2 separate regions of the Homo sapiens genome follow, and region 1 is linked to region 2. A link is an interaction called in ENCODE POLR2A ChIA-PET data of the cell type or tissue named here. Cell type or tissue: PC-9. All regions are shown on one strand. Each heading gives the region's core, and the rest is flanking DNA. Links, peaks and the distances in the headings are about the cores only.

The links. ChIA-PET counts read pairs that join two places held together with the same protein. Peaks named below come from ENCODE experiments on the same cell type or tissue, not always from the same donor. Only the 100,000 strongest peaks of a DNase experiment are listed, where the experiment ranks them.
Region 1: POLR2A ChIA-PET joins it to region 2 with 5 read pairs; 3 of 35 experiments call an interaction of 5 or more read pairs at or near these places.

The regions. Positions count from the first base shown.
Region 1 is chr2:111,982,124-111,987,624 of GRCh38, forward strand. MERTK (MER proto-oncogene, tyrosine kinase) reads left to right here. Exons shown (of 19, transcript NM_006343.3): 8 at 719-870. Among named protein-coding and RNA genes, the nearest start is that of TMEM87B, 70 kb to the right of the region's middle. RefSeq lists a silencer at 4,309-4,603. In PC-9, for the core only: no CTCF peak of the experiment used is centred there; DNase peaks (open chromatin) are centred at 1,858 and 2,278; H3K27ac peaks cover 1,387 bases.
Region 2 is chr2:112,063,410-112,068,645 of GRCh38, forward strand. TMEM87B (transmembrane protein 87B) reads left to right here. Exons shown (of 19, transcript NM_032824.3): 3 at 753-844; 4 at 3,527-3,658. Among named protein-coding and RNA genes, the nearest start is that of TMEM87B, 11 kb to the left of the region's middle. In PC-9, for the core only: no CTCF peak of the experiment used is centred there; a DNase peak (open chromatin) is centred at 2,712; H3K27ac peaks cover 1,749 bases.

The DNA.
Region 1 (5,501 bases), core at 258-5,257, 81 kb before region 2:
ATTACGGCTCACTGTGGCCTTGACTTTCCAGGGTCAAGTGATCTTTCCTCAGCCACTCAAGTAGCTGGGACTACACACCTGTGCCATCACACCCAGCTAATTTTTTATTTTTAGTGGTGATTGGAGTCTCACTATGTTGTCCAGGCTGGTCTCAAACTCCTGACCTCAAGCAATCCTCTCCCTCTGGCCTCCCAAAGTGCTGGGATTATAGGCATGAGCCACCATACCTGGCCAACATTTTCTTCTTTTCTTTCTCTTTCTCTTTCTTTCCTTCTTTTCTTCCTTGCTTGCTTTTTCTGCCCAGGCTGAAGTGCAGTGGTATGATCATGTCTCACTGTAGCCTCAATCTCCTGGGCTCAAGGAATCCTCCTGCCTGTCTCCTGAGGGACTGGAACTACAGATGTGCACCAAGTAGTCAGCTAATTTTTTAGTTTTTTGTTTTGTTTTGTAGAAAGGGTCTCACTATGTTCTGGCTGATATTTTCAACTTAAGAAATGAATTTCTAGGCTTCAGTAACCTAAAAGGGCTCACTTATTTAAAACTCACTGATATCTCAGTGAAAATCTTAGTTGAAAAGGTGAAAATGTGCTATAAGTCTTGGTCTCATTTGAGTGCTTTTCATAGAGCATTTGAAAACCAAACACTTGAAAACCCAGATGAGAATACATCTGTGTGTGCTTTGTGGTTCTTCATTCTTCTCTCCTTTTTTCTTTTGTAGCCCCATCAGTAGCACCTTTAAATGTCACTGTGTTTCTGAATGAATCTAGTGATAATGTGGACATCAGATGGATGAAGCCTCCGACTAAGCAGCAGGATGGAGAACTGGTGGGCTACCGGATATCCCACGTGTGGCAGAGTGCAGGGATTTCCGTAAGTCTAAACCCTAGAAGAGCACGATTAGTCATCTCCTTTCAACTTGCTGGTTTACTTCAGTTTTAGAAGCTTTCATTTGGTTTTGAAAAGACCTGGTGTGATTGAGTTAGGCAAGGCACCTTTCAGGGGAACATAAAGAATATAGTAAATATTAGAGGTGACTGAACAGTTACAAAATTCTAAGGTATCTTTTGGGACTTTCCTCACTTACTCATTCATTCATTCATTCTTTTACTTATTCATGAGATAGACATAGAATTCATCCTCTGTTATCACCTGACTTTTGCCCTCATGGAATTTAGGCTCTTATAGGATGACAGTGTGGAATACCCAAGTTGTAGCATTAGGTCAGGGAGCTACAGGGCTTAGCAGTCCAGCAATTCATGGCCTTTTGGAAATTTCATGGGACTTTGCAAAAGAAGAAGATAAGGGAATAACCTCATCCTCATAGAGAATGGCAAGAAGTAAGCAGACACCAAAGGAGGAGACCGAGCAAGCTCTCTGGCCAGCCTGGCACAGCTGCGGGCAAGCCGAAATTAGACATCAGAATTACTGGATCAGGACATGCAGTCTGACACTACATAACACAACCAGGTGCATCAGCCAGGTGGCACAGGTTCCCTGCTCCACCAAGTCCCATTGGGCAATGTGATGTACCCACTTGGTGGATTGTGCACCTGAGGGTACTAGGGTCAAGGGCTCAGCACCCTGTGTAGTGAACAGCAAACAAGCTGATCCTCTGTGCAGTTGCACGGTCGTCATGCTGTGGCCACCTTGACCTACTTCACTGCCCACGTGACTAGCCCCAGCATGGCTCGGGGTTGGGGATGGTTAGGCCTTGCAGTTTGTCACACTCAGCAAGGATGAACAAAGATGCTTGGAGCCTGTGGCAGACTGCCTCTCCCAGAAAAGGTGGTACTTGAATTGGGCTTGTGTGTTAGTCAAGATTCTTTAGAGAAACAGCTAATTGAACATGTATGTATAGAAGGAGATTTATGATAAGAAATTGACTCATGCAATTACAGAGGCTGAGAAGTCTCACGATCTGCCATCTGGAAGCTGGAGACCCAGGAGCCAGTGGTGTAATTTAGTCAGAGTCTGAAGGCCTGAGAAACAGGGGCAGTGGTGTAGATCTCAGTCCAAGGATAGGAGAGTACTGATGTCTCAGCTCAAGCATTCAGGCAGAAGAAAAGGGGAGAATTCCTCCTTTCTTTACCTTTTGTTCTTGTCAGGCCCTCCATGGATTGAATGAGGCCCAGCCACACTGAAGAGGGCAGTCTGCATTATGAGTCCCCTGTTTCAAATAATAATCTCACTGGAAACACCTTCACAGACACACCCAGAAATCATGTTGAGCCACATAGCTGGGCACCTCTGTCACCCAGTCAAGTTGACACATAATATTAACCATCGCAGCTTAGAGTAATTTTGACAGATGAAATTTGAGGAGTCTCAGATGGGAAAAGATAACATGAGAGAAGGCACAACGTGGCAGCTTTAAATTCTGACTCACTTGAAGGTCTGGAACATAACGCTTTTGTGAGAGCGAGGTGTGAGATGAAGCTGGATTGAGGAGTTCTGACCCTAAAATGCAGGGCCCTGAAAGTGAAGCCAAGGCAGGTAGAAATTTGTTGATAGCAGGGGAGCCAATGATAAGCATGAGCTCAGGAGCACAACTTGAGACTTACAGATCATGATGATGACCTAGATGATTCTTCTTTCATGAATAATTACATTGAGTTTGCTGATATAAGTAACCTTCTAACCTGCCTTCTTTCCACCAGAGCATATTTGCTGAGCACATTCCACTCTGGTCTTCCAAGACTGAGCAGGCAACTCAGCAGCAGGCTCCTGCCAGCTACAGAGGTTTTCTTGCTTCCTGAAAATGTATATCAGAATCATCCACAATGTTTATTTGGAATACCACTGTGTGCTTGGAACTGGGTAGGGGTATCGTAGGGGAGCATCAATATGTCAGGTAATTCCTGCCTTATAATCAATCTAAAGCTGGCAAGATCCTTTAGATTTTTGCTAAAGCTGGCAAGTTCAGTGAAGACTCTCTAGTGTAAGTACTGGTTTCATTTCACAGTGGCAAACAAAAGGCAAAGGGAATCTATGTGTGAAATAGTGGCTTCCTCCCCAAGTACCAGCCAGTGCCCTTCCAATGACTTTGCTAGGCATGACTCCAGTCAAACCCAGAGGGACATTTGATTTTGATTTCTATGAAGTCTAAAGACCACTGCTATGATGTGAACCCTGGACCCAATACAGCAGCAGGAAAGGCAGCTGGGTGATGATGCCTGGGTGTGATTAGGTGGGCAGCTTCTAGACAGGTTCCCTTCCCACCTGGGAAAGGAAGAGAGTGGGGTATTGCTGCCTCCTTTTGTGACACAGAACATCCGTGGAAGGGCAGATGCACTGGTTTCATTATCAAGTCTGTCTCTTCTTTACTGTGATCATGGAAAGCATGCTTCTTCTGTGTTGCCATATTCCTGATCAATCTAACCCTAGTGACAGATTGTATTAGTCTGTTTTCACACTGCTAATAAAGACATACCTGAGACTAGGTAATTATAAAGAAAAATAGGTTTAATGGACTCACAGTTCCACATGGCTGGGGAGCCCTCACAATCATGGCAGGAGGCAGAGAAGGAGCAAAGGCACGTCTTACATGGTGACAGGCAAGAGAGTGTGCAGGGGAACTCCCCTTTATAAAACCATAGGATCTCACGAGACTCACTGTCAAGAGAACAGCACGGGAAAACCCCGCCCCCATGACTCAATTACCTCCCACCAGGACCCTCCCATGGCACTACAAGTCAAAATGAGGTTTGGGTGGGGACACAGCCAAACCATATAATAGATCCAAATTTTAGCTTCTTCATGGTATCTATATGGAGCATCAGATATAGATGCTGCATATAGAGATGAACAGGGTGAATGGGTGAGCAGATGCATCCACTGATGATGCTCAAGCTTTGTTGTAATCATTTTTAGCCACATATCATCCAGCATTTATCAAAACTGCCATTTTCTGAAAGGACACTTAAAATTTATTTTAATTTCCCTGCCTCAGTTTACCTATCAGGAAGCAGACTGTTGGAAGCAGTAGGTGATGGAAGTAGAGAAAAAGAAGGCTTAGAAGTCCGTGTTGTTCTGCCTCATAGTAAATGATCATGGTATTAATTCATTTTAAGTAGCAATCCTGCTTAAAAGTCACAGCTGCGAGAGAAGCAGCCTTTCCTTTTGTCTTTTGCCCCAAGGCATTTGTGCGAGGTGCCTCTGGATTAACTGCATTTCTCCATTGGCTGAGTTGCAGGAATCAAATGCCTCTTTGAGAGAAGGGCTTTTGTTCACAATGCTGAATGCTTGGTATAGCTATACTAAGCATAAAGGTTCAGTAGGAATTTTATCTTTCTCTATTTGGCAGAAAATAGTGATTACCAGCAGACACTTAGGCTGTCTAAAAACAAGCCAGTTTGTTTAAAGAGCTGCAGGTCATCCTTTCTCCTTCTACTTCTGGCTTGGGTGAAAGCTGCTTTTCTGAAGGGGGCCTCTTGAGCCGAGGCGTTCTGAAGGGCAGCAATGATGAAAACCTTATGAATGACTGTGGCTGGAGAGCCTTGTGCACTAAATGCCATTAGCACTCAGCTAGGCTGTGCATTCTCATTGCCCTTTGTTCAGAACGGTCCCCTCTGCAGGGAGAACAGAACTGCCACAGTTAAGGCTGTGACCTTTCCAGTCACTTACCTCCTTAGGGATGCCAGATCATCCCAGTGAGATCATTTATTATGCTTTACACTATATTTTATGCATCATGACAGTCTTGTGACCACAAAGACACAGTGGCTCACTTTACTTTGGAAAACATTCTCTGATGCAGCTAAGTTTCAAGCTTATGATCCAAAACTAGGGACAAATAAGAACATGGAAGAAAGGTGGACCCTGGGAGTCCCCTGAAACCCACACCCAAAAGGAAGTTTAAGATGATCTTGGCATCTGTCACTTTGATTTCCTTCAATTTCCTTCATCTCAGAAGGGCAAAGCTTAGACAAAACCTTGTCTCAAAATTATCCGTTCATTTTCATTTTTAGATAACTGATACTAAAGCTACTTCCTTATGCAGGACAGAGCAGTTGGATATTTTTGAAAGATATTTCTCATTATAACTGTAATTAAGGGTGGGGTTTTTCATGTGCATGCAGTTTCAGAACTTTCTTGGCAGTCGTTTTTCCTTGGCTTATCGCAGCTACACAGAAGACAGGTTTGTAGCTTTGCATTCCCGCAACAGTCATGTCACTTTCAGACTAAGAATCCTTTGATCTTTACTGAATGGATATTTATTATATCTCAAACGATGATACCTACCTTTTTTGTTCTATTTTTCTTGCGATTCCTTGCCTTCCAAATCAGAGTTTAAAATCCAAAGATAAGGAACAAATACAATGTGTTCTCTTTGAAGTTGGAGGCAGGTCTTGCTCGTCTTTGTACTGTCTGAACACAGGGCCTTGACCTTGCTTTGTAGGCATTTGTGGCACTATGGATTTGATGTGTGGGCCCAGCTACACCATCTAAACCAGCTGGAGAATTTCTCTCCATGAATGGGACAGTCTTTTATTAAGTGTGGA
Region 2 (5,236 bases), core at 237-5,236:
CTCAGCAGGGTCTAAGACCTCATGAATTTTCCCCAGCACTCTTCTCCAGCTTCAACTCTTTCTCCTTTCCCCAGCCTGTGTTCTAAGCATAGCAGACTATTTTCAGGGGTCATACTCATGCTGTGCTTTCACTCACCCTGGGCATTTACATGTTTGGTCCACCCTTCTCTTCACCAGGCTAACTTCTGCTCTTCCTTCAAGTTACAGGTCTCCTCCTCCAGCAAGCTTACCCAGAACCCATTCTTCATGCTCTCCTGGGCTATGATAGGTGACCTGCTCAGTGCTCCCTTGACTATTCTCAGCCTCTGGGACTACTGAGAGTGCCTGTTTAGTTGTTAAAACTCACTCCTCCAGTACCTCTTAAGTCATAGACAGGCATTGTTCTTGTTTACCATCATAGCTCACAGGATGGCACACAGGATGGGGCTCACTCAGTATATTTTGAATGAATATGTGAGTGAGAAAAATGTTTGAGAGTGAAATAAGCAGTGACTTAGCATATCAGGCCACTCAGTTTATTTAATTTTAGACTTATACGTGAAATGAGCAGTATTACAGCAGCTTTTGGTTAACTGTAACAATTTAATGAATTTATCTGTCTCACTTTACAGTGACTTTTTGGAGAAATTAGCTAATGTTTTACTCATTGTTACATTAAAGTAGCCTATTTTTAATTGCATTCTCAAAACCTTAAGTTTATATTAGAGTGTATGTATTATTCATGTAAAACAAGACTTTCTTTTTCTAAACAGTTAAGTCATTCCATTGTTCTGGGCCTGTGAAGTTTACCATAGTGTGGCATTTGAAGTATCATACCTGTCACAATGAGCATTCTAATCTGGAAGTAAGTAAAACACAAGTTTTTAATGTATATAAAGCTATGAAGGAAAATTATGGGTATAAAGATTAGCTCATCAAGCGAGGAGGCTAGAAATAGAGATTACAGTTTTAGAAGTGCTACAGATTAATTTTGGGACTTATGGCAATAAACCAAGTTACATGCTGAGAATACTACGAGCTTTTAGTTGCCTTGTATGATATGAAAAATGTTAGTAAATGTTTAAATTCAGGCACGTAGGAGTCATTGATAAAGACGCATACATACAAATAAATGCTTAATTTGCAAAAGAAGTTTAAATATTTCACTTTTTAAAAAAATTATAGGGAAACTAGAACTGTATTGAGTACAAGTAGATTTAGTGAGCACAAGTAGATCGCAGAAAGAGGTGAGGAGAAGAAAGGAGGTATCTGGGGAAAGGCAGAGGATTCTGAGAGAGAAGGAGAAAGTGGCTGTGCTGAGCAAGGCTTTTCCTGCACCTGGCTGTGAAGCCTGGGTTTCTTCCTCCTGGGATGTGCACTGGGCTCTCAGCAAGGTGTTTCTCTTGATGATTCTCGTGATAGTTGCTTGGGATTGTTTCCTTTTCAGATTCTCTGTTACCTGTTTGGCTTCTACCTTGAATAATATATGGGTTTCCATATCTTTTTAAATTATATATGTATATATGTATATATCTATACATATACATATATGTGTACATATACCTATACATGTATATGCATGTAAATACATATGAGATCTCTCTCTGTCACCCAGGCTGGAGTGCAGTGGTGCGATCATGGCTCACTCCAGCCCTGAACTCCTGGACTCAAGTGACCCTCCTGGCAGGTTGTCTCAGGTAGCCTCCAGAGTTTCTGGGATTATAGATGTGAGCCATTATAGCTGGCTTTCTGTATTGTTATTAGTATTATATTTCTATTTGGATTGAACCATGCCATTTTCCTTGAACTGCCTTTTTGGCTTCATCTCTAAATATTTTACACCTTCACACTAAATACTTCAATGTAAATTTCCTAAGAACAGAGATATTCATTTATTTTTTTCACAGTATAATTATAGAATTCAAATTTAACACTGATAAAATGCTATTATATATAAACCTTATTAAAATTTTGCAACTGGGCAGGGTGGGTCACACCTGTAATTCCTGCGCTTTGGGAACCTGAGGCGAGAGGATCACTTAAGCCCAGGAGTTAAAGACCAGCCTGGGCAACAAGTGAGACCCTGTCTCTACAAAAAATTAAAAAATTAGCCAGACACAGTGGCATGTGCCTATAGTCCCAGCTGTTCGGGAGGTTTAGGCCGGAGGATCCCTTGAGCCCAGGAGTTTAAAGTTGCAATGTGCTGTGATTGCACCACTGCACTCCAGCCTGGGAGACAGTGAGACCTTGTCTTCAAAAAAAAAAAAAAAAAAAAAAAGTTCACCAGTGTCCCAATATTGTCTTTTAGAGCAGGCGCCCCCGCTCCCCCTGCACACACACTCCACACCCCATACCGGAACCAATTCAGGTTTGCATTTCATTTCCTTTCCTTGTTTTTGTTTTTAGTTCCTGATAATCTGGATTTCCCCCCTTTTTGGTGTGTCATGGCATTGATAGTTTTGAAGTGCACAGACCATTTATTTTTGCAAAATGCCCCTGAATTTGAATATTTCTGATGTTTATTCATGATCAGATTCAAGTTATACATTTTTGGCAGGAATACCACAGAATACTGATTTGTCTCATTTTTGGTGATGTTAATTTGATCAGTTGGTCAAGGACATATCTGCAAGATTTTTTCCATTCCAAAGTTACTACTTTTCTCTTTGTTATTAACAACAACTTGTGAGGAAAAACTTTTGAAACTATGTAAATATGTTGTGGTTTTCATCAAACCTTCAGCCACTTGTTTTAGCATCCTTTCATGATTCTTGCCTGATGAGTCAGTCATTACTGTGCTGATTGCTGAATGGTGATTTTCTAGTTCCATACTTTCTTCTTCCTTTGTTAGCATTCTACTATAAGGATGCACTCTCTCTACTCCCCTAATCAATCTGTCTTATCTGTCAGTCATCAGGTCGGACTTGTTGATTTTTACTTTGTTATATAGGTTATAATCTATTACTGTTTTTATATATTTTGCTCATATTGTCCCATATTTGGTCTGTGGGAGCCAACTCCACTTTTTTTGATGACTGGGAGCTGCCATTAAGGAGCCTGGTTCATTCATCCATTCAAGGATGCCAGGAACCTCAGGTAGTTGTGTAAATGAGCGTCTCCTCTGCACTCAGCTACCTTTGCTGTATCTTACTGTTTGCTTTCTCTTTTTTGTAGTTGAATGCTACTTTCTTTCTCTGTAAAATCTCTTACACATGGGATAAAATACAAGTAGCCCCAGAACAAAGTATGTTTTATTTCTCTGGGAACTATTTCATTGTAGTATCTTAGTCAGTTTTCTTATTGTAAGTGTGCTTGTGTTATGTATTACTGTATCTGAACACACTGGAATGGCTAAAAGGTTATGATTATCTCAATTATATTAAAATTATATTCGAAACAGTTTTTATTTGGTATTTTATTCTATTGCGTATTTCCAGGTATTTCAAACTGAATATACTTTTGGTATTATTTAGACATTAACTTTTATTTATATTCTAGGATAAGAAGTGTGGGAATAAATTATAACATAGAATTTTACCTTATATAGGAGCTGTTCCAAAAACATAAACTTAGTGTTGATGAAGACTTTTGTCATTATTTGAAGAATGACAACTGTTGGACAACAAAAAATGAAAACTTAGATTGCAACAGTGATTCACAGGTGTTTCCCTCTTTGAATGTGAGTATCTGACTTGCCATGTTAAAGTTTATTTTATTCCCAGTGAATACAAGTATCAACTGAAGTAATGTTTTATCGGAATTTTGATAAAGGTGGTATCTGACTTGCCATGTTAAAATAAAGTTTATTTTATTCCCACTGAATACAAGTATCAACTGAAGTACTGTTTTATCAGGATTTTGATAAAGGTGGTTAACTTGTAAATTTTTAGGTTTAGTTTGTTTGTGTGTATAGTAGTACATAATAAGTAAGATACGTGGCTGGGCGCGGTGGCTCACACCTGTAATCCCAGCACCTTGGGAGACTGAGGTGGGTGGATCACCTGTGGTCAGGAGTTTGAGACCAGCCTGGTGAAACCCCATCTCTACTAAAAATAAAAAAATTAGCCGGGTGTGGTGGCATGTGCCCGTAGTCCCAGCTACTCGGGTGGCTGAGGCATGAGAATTGCTTGAACTCGTGAGGCAGAGCTTGCAGTGAGCCATGATTGCGCCACTGCACTCCAGCCTGGGCGACAGAGCGAGACTCCGTCTCAAAAAAAAAGATAAGATACTGATACCATTGTTCCATTTCCTTGCAACTTATTTTGGCAATATCCTTGCAAGGTTCTTTTATATCTGCTACCTCCAATTTATCTCTCACTCTTCCTTCTGTCAACTGCAGTCAGACCTTTGCATCCATCATCCCATCAAAACAGCTCTAGTCAAAGTCACCAGTAACTTCCATGTTGTTAAATCCAATGGTCTGTTCCTCTTACCAAAAGTCTTGACTTACCAGCATTTGACACATGTCAACACTAACTCCTCCTTTATGCCTTTTCTCCCTACCAGTGTGGGAGCTTAGATTCTAAAATGATTAACAGCAGTTGGCTGGGCGTGGTGGCTCAGCCTGTAATCCCAGCACTTTGGGAGGATGAGGCAGGTGGATCACCTGAGGTCAGTAGTTCGAGACCAGCCTAGCCAACATGGTGAAACCCCATCTCTACTTAAAATACAAAAAATTAGCTGGGTGTGGTGGTACGCACCTGTAATCCCAGCCACTCAGGAGGTTGAGGCAGGAGAATCACTTGAACCCGGGAGGCAGAGGTTGCAGTGAGCCGAGATCACGCCATTGCACTCCAGACTGGGGGACAAGAGCGAGACTCCGTCTCAAAAAACAAAAACAAAAACAAAAATAAACCTAGCAGTCAGCCTTGGTTAGTGAGATTATGAGGCATTTAAATTTATTTTTTGTTCTTTTGTAAATTCTGAAGTGAAAGTCTTTAGTAAAAGTTTTAAAGGAGTTCTCTTTAAAATGTGTTGAAATATAATAAACACAGAAAAGTACACATCAGTGTACTCCTCAATGAATTTTTAAAAGGCCAGGCACAATGGCTCGCACCCATAATCTCAGCACTTTGGGAGGCCAAGGCGGGTGGATCATGAGGTCAGGAGATCGAGACCATCCTGGCTAACACAGTGAAACCTCGTCTCTACTAAAAATACAAAAAATTAGCCGAGCGTGGTGGCGGGCACCTGTAGTCCCAGCTACTTGGGAGGCTGAGGCAGGAGAATGGCGTGAACTCGGGAGGTGGAGCTTGCA